Linked DNA regions of Homo sapiens: region 1 is linked to region 2. A link is an interaction called in ENCODE POLR2A ChIA-PET data of the cell type or tissue named here. Cell type or tissue: MCF 10A. All regions are shown on one strand. Each heading gives the region's core, and the rest is flanking DNA. Links, peaks and the distances in the headings are about the cores only.

Region 1 (5,384 bases), core at 179-5,178, 420 kb before region 2:
GTCCTGCCCCATACTCAGAATGAAGGAATGCATGCTCATAGAGGCCAAGCAGGATCTAGACACACAGGCTTTGCTGGGTTTCCCCACTCAGTCTATCAGCATTAGATCATACCCTTTGTGTCTAGTCCTATTTCTACATGGCTGTGCATACTTTGTTGAACCTAAGCCTAAAGATGAACAATTCCCCCTGTGTCTTTGGGTCTTCATTCTGAAGGCTCCTGTGTATACACATTAAATAAATGTGTATGCCTTTTCTCCTATTCATGTGCCTCATATCAGTGACCTTTGAACTTCAGGGAGGCCAAGAGATTCCTCCCAGCTTCCCTTATATTAGAAAAGGAGGAAAAAAGAAAAACAATTCCTATTCTCCACCTACTATCAGTGTTTTTCCCTCCCTTCACTCCTTGATCTGAGATTGGGATCAGTCCCAACCAGGAGATTCTCATGTACTCACTTCCTCTTGGTGCCTTAAGAGCTTTCCTCAAATTGTATTTCTGAGCAGGGACATTTACAAGCCTGCATGGAACTGAAGGATCTCCTGTCTGAAGATTCTCACAAGTAATTGATAGAATGAGATTTATTTGACAAATAACAAAACCATCTGCCAAATCCATGATTAAATGGCAGGGACTCTGGGTCTCTTGTGCTTAGTGAGGGAAGGAAGGAGGTGGTATGTTTTCAGTGAAACACTCACTGAATGGAACTCCAGGCTGGAGGGAGAGTGAAGAGGGAAGAGAATACAGTCCTTGCTATTTTCCTCAGCTGATTCATAATACATTAACACCCTCATTTACATGGCCTATTAGAAGTTATTTATATTCCAATTACAGGCTATTTGAATATTGCATTTGTAGTCGAATTACAGGGTTTAGGGAAAGCTCATTTGTTTTCAAGAAAGGATTCTGGTTTAAAGACAAAGATATGGGCAGCTTGCAGATACGGGCAGCTTGCAGAAGCTCTGGGCACACCACAACCTGCTGTGTAGAGATCACAATGAGAAATGGTGCCTAAGACACAGAAATCACTGACACCCTTGTGGGCCTGTTAAGGGAAAACTAGGCAGAAGCACAAGGAGAATATCTTTCTCTATGACTGAAAACAGCAACTCATGGTAGATTGTACACCTGCTTTAGGAAGCCAGCAATGTGACTCACTATCCCCAGGCAAATTCCCCTAGAAGGTCTCCTCTCACCCATTGCTCTACCCAATGTCGAGAGAAAAACCCATTGACAAGTACAATTTAACAAAGTTTCATTGGGCAAAGAATGATTCATGAATCGGGTAGTCCCCGCCACCCACCAACTAGAATAGATTCAGAGAGACTCCATGTGGCCATGTGATTGGAAAGGATTTATGAACAGAAAAAGGAAAGTGATGTACAGAAAACGGAAGTGAGGTACAGAACAGCTGGGTTGATTACAGTTTGGCTTTTGCCTTATTTGAATGAAGTTTGAACAGTTGTCTGCCTTTGGCCAAAAGTTGGTGATTGGCACAGGAGTAAGTGACAGTCTGTTTACACATCCAGTTAGGTTACAGTTCACTACATACAGAGAAACCATTAATCTAAACTTCAAATATGTAAGGAGGCAGCTTTGGGCTAAACATAATTTAACACCAGGGAAACTGGATCATTCCCTTCTTTCTGCTTTCATGTTGGTACCTACTAGGAGAATTTTTCTATATTACAGTGACTTACATATCTATTTTCTCAACCAATCAGGACTTCCTTGGAGGCAGGACTTTATTTTCCTGCAGACAATAAACTTCACAAGGGCAAAGACCACGGCTGTTCTTGTGCAACTTTGAATCATCCGTCTCCCAGACAGCCCTGGCAGATAGCAGATGCTCAAGGCCTGGGACCTGCTTCTCCCTCAGTCCCACATGGCCTTGGTACAAGTATTCCCATGACTGAATTCCACCCTAATTCTTCTTGAGAGGCCTCTCAGACCACTCGAACTTAAGCAACCTCCTCCTGTTAACTCTCCAACTCTTCATCATCTCACCCTTGTTATGGCTTTGCAGCATTGGTCATCATCTGGCATTATCTTATTTGTCCATTTGTTTCTCATTTCTTCCTTTCTTTTCCCCTTATGCTGCAAACTACTTGAGAGCAGAAAATTTTCACTTTTATTCACTACTTTATCTCCAGCCCCTAGAAAAATGTCTGGTTCACAAATATCTGCGGAAAGAATGAATTTGTAAATTGAGGTCATTAGATGCCAAAAAAAAAGGTTAGCTAAAAAAAGTATGTAAGTGAATGAATGAATAAATAAAACATAACCACAAGTTTGGTTAGAAGTTTAAAACTAACAGCTTTGAACAAAAAAATTATAAACCAAAAATAAAATTCTAAGACCCCCAAGTGACTGATGGGCCCTACCCTCAGCCAAGGGCATTCCAAAGTTAATCCAAAAAACTAGTTCAGGACGTACTGCGAAGTGCGGGTCAGACATGCCTCATTATGCCTTCCTCCTTTTAGAATTCAGGCACAGATGACCAGCACTAACATTAAAACAGAGACCTTAAGACTGATAGAAAAGACTTTTTAAGTCTGAAAAGAAACATTTACAATCTATTCTCTCTGAAGCCTGCTACCTGGAGGCTTCATCTGCATGATAAGGAACTTGGTCTCTACAATCCCTTATCTTAACCCAGACACTCTTTTCTATTGATTTCAGGTCTTTAGATAATAACTCTTTCAACCAATTGCCAATAAGGAAATCTTTGAATCTGCTTATGACCTGGAAGGCTCCCCTCCTTCCAGGTGTCCTGCTTTTCTGGAAGGAACCAGTGTATATCTTACATGTATTGATTGATGTCTTATGTCTTATGTCTCACTTATGTCTTATGTCTCACTTATGTCTTATGTCTCACTAAAATGTATTGATGACATGTATCTTACATGTATTGATTGATGTCTTATGTCTAAAATGTGTAAAACCGAGCTGTAGCCCAACTACCCTGGGTACATGTCCTCAGGATCTTCTGAGTCATGGAGAGAAGCTGCTGAGCCTCCAATTCTCTCCTTTCTAGGAGAGCCAGGGCTCTGTCATGGGCCATTAGTCACTCATATTTGGCTCAGAATAAATCCCTTCAAATATTTTACAGAGTTTGACTCTTTTCATCAACAGAATAAAAGACAGTATTGGTACTATGACTGAAGCAAATCAAGTGACTAAAGAAATCTGGAAAATTGAGTTCAATAGCTGATGTTTCATGAATTTTTTTAACCTGTTAATAAAGTTGACTCTGCAAAAATTAAAATTCAAAACTCAGACCCATTTATTTTACATTTTATAAGAATTTTACTTAGCAATATAATTCAAGTCAATTTAACTCCTGTTTTTAATTATTTCCTTGAAGCAAATTATCTGGGTTAGCATTAATTGTAACTTCCTTGAATTTCTTTCCATAGGATAAAATGTGTGAGTTGATTAGAAACTATTTTTCAGTCTTTGACAAGGTAATTATCATAGCCCTTGAATGAGCTGCAAAATAGTAAGTGTGAACTGCTAAGAAGCCTGATAGAAAATGCCATGTTAGTTGAAAGTTGGATCACATGTTGGTCTGCAACACAGATTGGTGAGCCCTTGAAATGAGTTCCCAATGAGCACAGAGAGAAATCAAAATAATATTGATATTCCAGATCTTTCCAGTTACACAATGGAAACAGCATTCTTCAGAGGGCTATGTGTTAAAACATACCCTGTGGCTGTTTATCCTTCTCACGACAAGTTTTGTTCTCATTTACCCCCTAGGCCAGAAGGTAGCACTTTGAGGGTATGGGCCATGCAAATGACTATTTCAGCTTCTAAGATCAAAATAAATTTTGTTTCCTGTAATGTGGTGGTGGAAATGTAGAGGCCTCTTCCCCTCCTTCAGGCCACCCGACTTTGTTGAATGGCTCAGAGTTTAGAACATGGCCAGAGAAGTCACACTCTCTCCATTTAAAGCCATGCTTCAGCTTACTAGTCGTAAGACCTTGATTAGTCATTTACCTTCTCTCTGTGTCTCAGTGACCCCTCTTTCCAGATGATGACAGTACCTACCACAGAGGTTTGCTGTGGGGATTACATGAAATTATAGTGTCTGGCACATAAAACATTCCAAATAAGGATGAGTAAGGGTACTATTCATTCCTTCATGGTGCTTTCAGGAGTAGTGTGTTGCTCACAACCTAGATTGAACTCTACTTCCAAAAGGAGGCAAAATCTGAGTTTAGAAAAGATAACACCACTGACATTATTACATAATAATACTCCAGGAGATTAAAAACAATTCTAAACCCTTAGAGGTCTCAGAGGTCCCTAGAACCAGCTGCCTGGTTGTGTAAGTGGTATAACTTGGACGAGGATTGTGATAATCCAAGCAGGGCAATGGATCCAGGGTCCTGACGACCCAGCCAAGGTTTTTGACAAAGGAATATAAAAGTAGCAATAATGCTTTCTTGTTGTGACTCATTTTTTAAAAATAGTTTCTGGGTAAAATGGCAAGTATAAGATAAAATAGCAAGTGCAATTATCTCCTATTCTTCTGGAGATACAGGAATAGACTTCTGAGAAAATTATCACCTTAGCCTCCAGTTGAGCTTCAGACTTTGAAACAGGAAGAAGGTTTAGAATTTCAGTTTCTTGAATAGTCCCATAATTAGGGTAACCAAACTCCCAGTGTTCCTGGGAGAGTCCCGGTTTATGCCTATTGCCCTGGTGTCCCATCGCATTCACACTCCATTTCACTCTCCAAAGTAGCCGGGTTTGGATAATGAATTTTACACGTTCCCTACTCAAAATGCAATCACAGCAAGAGTCATGGCGAGAAAAGCTGCTGAGCCTCCAAGTTTCCCCTTTCTAGGAGAGCAGGGACAAATCATGTTTCTTGTGTTCTTTAAAATAGAAGACTAAGGAGAAAGCAAGTGTCAGGGGCTACAAAAATCATCGCAATCAGTCTTACTACCATATACTGAGCATTTAGTGTATTTACTATGAGTGATGATCTCTGCTAAGTTCTGCTATGTGCTTTTTTTTTTTTTTTTTTTTTTGAGACAGAGTCTCGCTCTGTCACCCAGGCTAGTGCAATGGTATGATCTTGGCTCACTGCAACCTCCACTTCCTGGGTTCAAGCTATTCTCCTGTCTCAGACTCCCGAGTAGCTGGGATTACGGGTGCCCACAACCATGCCCAGCTAATGTTTTTTTGAGATGGAGTCTCACTCTGTCGCCCAGGCTGAAGTGCAGTGGCGTTATCTCAGCTCACCGCAAGCTCTGCCTCCCGGGTTCACGCCATTCTCCTGCCTCAGTCTCCCAGGTAGCTGGGAGTACAGGTGCCCGCCACCACACCCGGCTAATTTTTTGTATTTTTAGTAGAGACGGGGTGTCGCCACATTGG
Region 2 (5,384 bases), core at 317-5,316:
GCAGGAACCCAACTCAGAGGGAAGAGGGGGATGCATGTCAAAGTAAGACTGATGCTTTTGCGCTACTGTCAGTTTGCAGTTCTCATAAGTTGCAAAAGTTTATGATGATGTTAGTCTGCCTTAAAAAGCAAGGAAATGTTTACCGTGCTACAACATGGGTGAAGCTTGAGGACATTATACTAAGTGAAATAAGCCAATCACAAATGGACAAACACTTACATGAGGCACCTGGAGAAGTCAAACTTATAGAGACAGAAAATCCAACAGTGGTTTCCAGGGGCTGGCGAATAGGGAAAGGGGGAGTTGTTGTTCAGTGGATACAGTTTCAGTTTTGCAAGATGAAAAAGTTCTGGAGATTGGTTGCATAAATATATATTTAATGCTACTGAAATGTACACTTTAAAATTGTTAACATGGTACAATTTTTGTTAGGTTTATTTCACCACAATTTTTTTTTAAGTTGATGACGAGTGTTTTCATTTCAGTAGTCCATCTACTACTGAATACTCTTCCAGGGCTTATCTATATGGATATGGGGGTAAGTTAACTATTGTAATGAATGTAAGGACTATTGTGAACTCCTCTAACTGCTCCAACGATATTCAGTAAATCTCTCATCTGTTCTTGCAGTTCTCTATAACTTTGTATCCCTCCATTCATTTTATAGAAGGCAAACATTTTCTGTTAATATAAAAATGCTATTCTTTTGTTGTTCTGAATTATGGAAACAATTAATGACATAGTGTAATCCATTAGAATCAGAACCTGGATGACTTTCAGTCAACTGTTTTCTAGAGATATCAAATATTAAATGCAGCCTTTATTTTATTTATTTATTTATTTTTTGAGATGGAATCTTGCTCTGTTGCCCAGGCTGGAGTGTAGTGGCACAATCTTGGCTCACTGCAACCTCCGCCTCCCAGGTTCAAACAATTCTTCTGCCTCAGCCTCCCAAGTGGCTGGGACTACAGGCACCCGCCACCACACCCGGCTAATTTTTTGTATTTTTAGTAGAGACGAGGTTTCACTATGTTGGCCAGGCTGGTCTCGAACTCCTGACCTCATGATCCACCTGCCTCAGCCTCCCAAAGTGCTGGGATTACAGGCGTGAGCCACCACGCCTGGCCTAAATGCAGTCATTTTTATAAGGGATCATCTTCACCCTTATAGCTAATATTCATTGTCTACAACCAGCTGATACTCATTCTCTAGAATCTAAAATAATAAATAATTAGAGTTATTTCCATGAATTTCAGATCAATGTGTTTCATGACCCTGAGGAAATTCATTCCCTTATTATTGTGTAAAGTTTTCTAGCCATTCAGTTTGCTATATCAGCTAGTTTTCACATGTGTTCTCCATTTGTATGATTCAGGTGTTTTATATTTGAATGCCTATTATGTGCCAGCAGTGCTCTACCCACTGAAGATATATCAATGTCCAAAACAGAAAAACATCCCTGCCTCATCAAGTTTTTAATCCAGGAAAAGACAGGCATTAAAGCCAAAAAGTGAGCAACCAGTGTGAAGGTGAAATGTGCTGTGGAAGAAAAAAGTTAAAGCAGGAACAGGCGTCTGATTGTAACTTTTTGATAAGGTGCTGTGGGTATATCATGGAAAAGCGTTCCTCTACCCATCAGTATTTCAGTCTGGAATCTGCAGTTGTCTATTTTTATACTTTTCTTCTCTTTTCTTCTTTCTTTCTTTCTTTCTTTTTTTTTTTTTGTTTGTTTTTAGAGACAGGATTTTGCTTTGTCGCCCATGGTGGAGTACAGTGGCGTGATCATAGCTCACTGCAACCTTGAACTCCTGGGCTCAAGATCCTCCTGCCTTGGCCTCCCAAGTAGCTAGGACTACAGGCATGCACCACCGTGCCCAGGGGTCTTGCTATGTTATCCATGCTGGACTCAAACTCCTGGCCTCAAGTGATCCTCCCGCCTCTGCATCCCAAAGTGTTAGGATTACAGCTGTGAGCCACTGCACCTGACCTATTTTTTTTTTTTTTTTTTTTTTTTTTTTTGAGAAGGAGTCTCACTCTGTCGCCCAGGCTGGAGTGCAGTGGTGCAATCTCAGCTCACTGCAAGCTCCACCTCCTGCATCCGACCTATTTTTATACTTGTTTCATTTTGCACTGGGATCCACAAATCATGTAACCAGCCCTGCATGGGGGAGCAGGATGAGAGTCAGCTGGAGCTCTAAGGAGGCGCTGAGATGGTCAAGCAGAGGAGCAGCAAGAGGGGTTCCCTCAGGATCAGCAGGAACCCAACTCAAAGGGAAGAAAGGGACACACATCAAAGAAAGATTGGTGTCTTTGCAGTACTTTTCCCTGCTCTACAGTCATGCCCTGGAACTGTGGCGTACTGCATGGTGACCGTCTCCCTCAGTCCATGGAAAGTTACTTTTATTTATTTATTCTGAGATTTATCCACCCCTTAGCATCTTACATAGTACCCTGTAATTGTATTTCACAATAGATATAGTAAACACGATTGTTATATTTTTAAAATTAGAAAGGGAAGACGCCCTGTAGATTTCCAGGGCCCTTATTTGTAGAGTCATCCAAGTTCTAGGTTTACCTTTAGGTTCTCCTTTAGAAGAAATAATCTTACAGGTATTCTCTGTTTTTTCAGTGCCGTGTTGTTCAGCATAACCAAGCATAGAATGATGTGACCTAATTCGTATTTATCACAGAGTATCCTTCCCTGTCTTTTTAATATCAAAATCTTAATGCTGAGTTTCACAAATATATAAACTACTATCTGTTCTTCACAGACAACTGAATGAAAGATATGTTACAATAATGCCATCTGAATTTATATAGTACTCTGCTGTGTTAAGGTATGGCAGCATTTCTTATAATGTTCTATTTAACAAGGAGGTTAAACAGGTTCCTATGAGTCAGACAAATGAAGTGAAATAGGCATCATAATGTAGGAATAGTGTGGGCTTTGGAATTACATGCTTTGGAGTGAGAACTAGATTTGAATATTGTCGTACCAGACCCCTATTCACTTCAGTAGAGATGGCACCAGGTTCAAGAGGCTGAAGGAGAGACTCAAGAGTCAGCAAATGAGACATAGGGTTTATTGAGAAGAACTTACATGCAGAGTGTTCCAGTGGTGGCAGGCTGGACAGGAGCACGGAGACCACCTTCAGAAAGCATGCAATTTATGTACCATTTTCACTTACCCTTCACCTGGAAACCTTCACTTAACCCAAAACAAAGGGTCTGACTCCCCAGGACAGCCCACATTCCATGGGACAGGCCGTGGGCTCAGATGTTCCTCATAGATAAGGAATGAATCTCTGGTTGGCCACTCCTGGATTCCTTAGCTTGGAACTCTGAACACGCATTCCTCTTAAACCATAGGGTAACTCTCAGGGTGTTGCTCAAGCTAAGCTGTTGCTAGCAGGTATGTTTGCCATACAGTAAAAAGTTGGCTACTTCCGTGTAACTTTTGACACCATTGAAATCTATGAGCTTTTGTTTTCTCCTCTGTAAAGTGGAATAAAATGAGATGTGTGTGAATTTGTGTGTGTGTGTGTATGTGTGTGTAATATAGTCTGCTCCAAGCTTTGCCATGAAGTAGACACTCAGTAAATGTTCATTTCCCTTGTCTTTCTCTTTTAAAATAAATCACTCGCCTGATTTACCTGTCCTGCTAGACTGAGGGCTTCCTGTTGGAAAGAACCGTGCTTTGTTTATCCTTGCCCCAGCAGAGACTCTGAGCTTATAGTTTTTTCAGTAAAGCTGCATTTAAAAAACAATTTTGAGCTTAACTTTTAAAATATTTTTCATGAAGGTGTTTATTTCTGGCTTGGTGCATTCTTCCCAGAGGGAGCATCACTCTCCTCCCTTGCTCTCTTGGAGGTTTTATCTTGTATCTTCCTGTTTTGGAAGGGCTTTCTGATGCCAGCCCAGTGAGCTCATGCAGCGCTAAGTGGAGAAGGCCAGGCCGCATGGTCCTCCTTGACCTGAGAAAATCTAAGGCCCCCTTCCCCTGTGTGCTTGCACCACACGTGCAGTCAGACATCACAGCAGCCACTCTGGCTTCCTGCCCATGAAATAAATGCTCTCAGTCTGACATTGCTCAGTCTGACAAGAGACATATTTGACAGGAGCAGGTTGGATGGAGAGGGTTTTGAAGAGGCCAAGCAGTGGAGGTGAAAGGCAGGAGGCAGGAGGTGCTCACACCATGGAGTCACAAGGGTGGGGCAGCCTCCTCACTCATCCCCAAGTGGCATGTCAGTACTTAGTTGGCACATGCCATCAAAAACAATGAGCTGCAAGAGTAGAAATGTCTTTCAAATTTCATGTCCTGTGGGCTATGATAGGTGTCATATGGTGTCATGCCAGATCCCTATTGACTCCAGCAGGGATAGTACCATGTCCAGAGGCCAAAGAAGAGACCTGAAGCCAGCCAACGAGACATAGGGTTTATTGGGGGGACTTACATATGGGGCAGTCCAGTGATAGCAGACTACACAGGAAGACCACTACTGTTTATAAAAAGCATGCAGTTATATAGCATTTTTACTTAGCACCCTCCACCTGGCAACCTCCATTTAACCCAAAACTAAAGGCCTTGATTCCCTGTATGGCCTGTGTTCCAAGGGATGGGCCAGGGATTCGAATGTCCCTCATGGATAAGAAGTGAAACTCCAGGTTGGCCACTCTCAGATTCCTTAGCTTGGGACTCCAAACACACATTCTTCTTAGACAATGCGGTCATTCTCAGGGCATGCTTCAGTTATGGTTGTCAGGTGCCTCTCCTATACATATGGTCAAATGTTACCAACCATATATTTATTTAAATTTTTTATTGCCATAGATTTTTGGAGAATAGGCGGTGTTTGGTTACATGAGCAAGTTCCTTAGTGGTGATTTGTGAGATTTTGGTGCACCTGTCACCCTAGCAGTATACACTAAACCCAATTTGCAGTCTTTTATCCCTCACCTCCTTCCCACCCTTTCCCCCAGAGTCCCCAAAGTCCATTGTGTCATTCTTATGCCTTTGCATCCTCATAGCTCAGCTCCCACTTATAAGTAAGAATATATGATGTTTGGTTTTCCATTCCTGAGTTACTTCACTTAGATTAATAGTCTCTAATCCCACCCAGGTTGCTGTGAATGCCATTAATTCATTCGTTTTATGGATGAGTAGTATTCTATCGTATATATATACCACAGTTTCTTTATCCACTCATTGATTGATGGGCATTTGGGTTGGTTCCACATTTTTGCAATTGCGAATTTTGCTGCTATAAACATGCATATGCAAGTATCTTTTTCGTATAATGACTTCTTTTCCTCTCAGTAGATACCCAGTAGTGAGATTGCTGGGTCAAATGGCAGTTCTACTTTTAGTTCTTTAAAGAATCTCC

What was found. Peaks named below come from ENCODE experiments on the same cell type or tissue, not always from the same donor. Only the 100,000 strongest peaks of a DNase experiment are listed, where the experiment ranks them.
Region 1: POLR2A ChIA-PET joins it to region 2 with 5 read pairs; 3 of 35 experiments call an interaction of 5 or more read pairs at or near these places.

The regions. Positions count from the first base shown.
Region 1 is chr13:33,635,794-33,641,177 of GRCh38, reverse strand. It overlaps a transcript of STARD13 not described here. Among named protein-coding and RNA genes, the nearest start is that of RFC3, 180 kb to the left of the region's middle. RefSeq lists enhancers at 1,325-1,464, 3,801-4,050. In MCF 10A, for the core only: no CTCF peak of the experiment used is centred there; DNase peaks (open chromatin) are centred at 1,157, 1,817 and 3,007.
Region 2 is chr13:33,216,154-33,221,537 of GRCh38, reverse strand. The region is part of intron 1 of STARD13 (StAR related lipid transfer domain containing 13); the gene reads left to right. Among named protein-coding and RNA genes, the nearest start is that of STARD13-AS, 59 kb to the left of the region's middle. In MCF 10A, for the core only: no CTCF peak of the experiment used is centred there; a DNase peak (open chromatin) is centred at 3,337.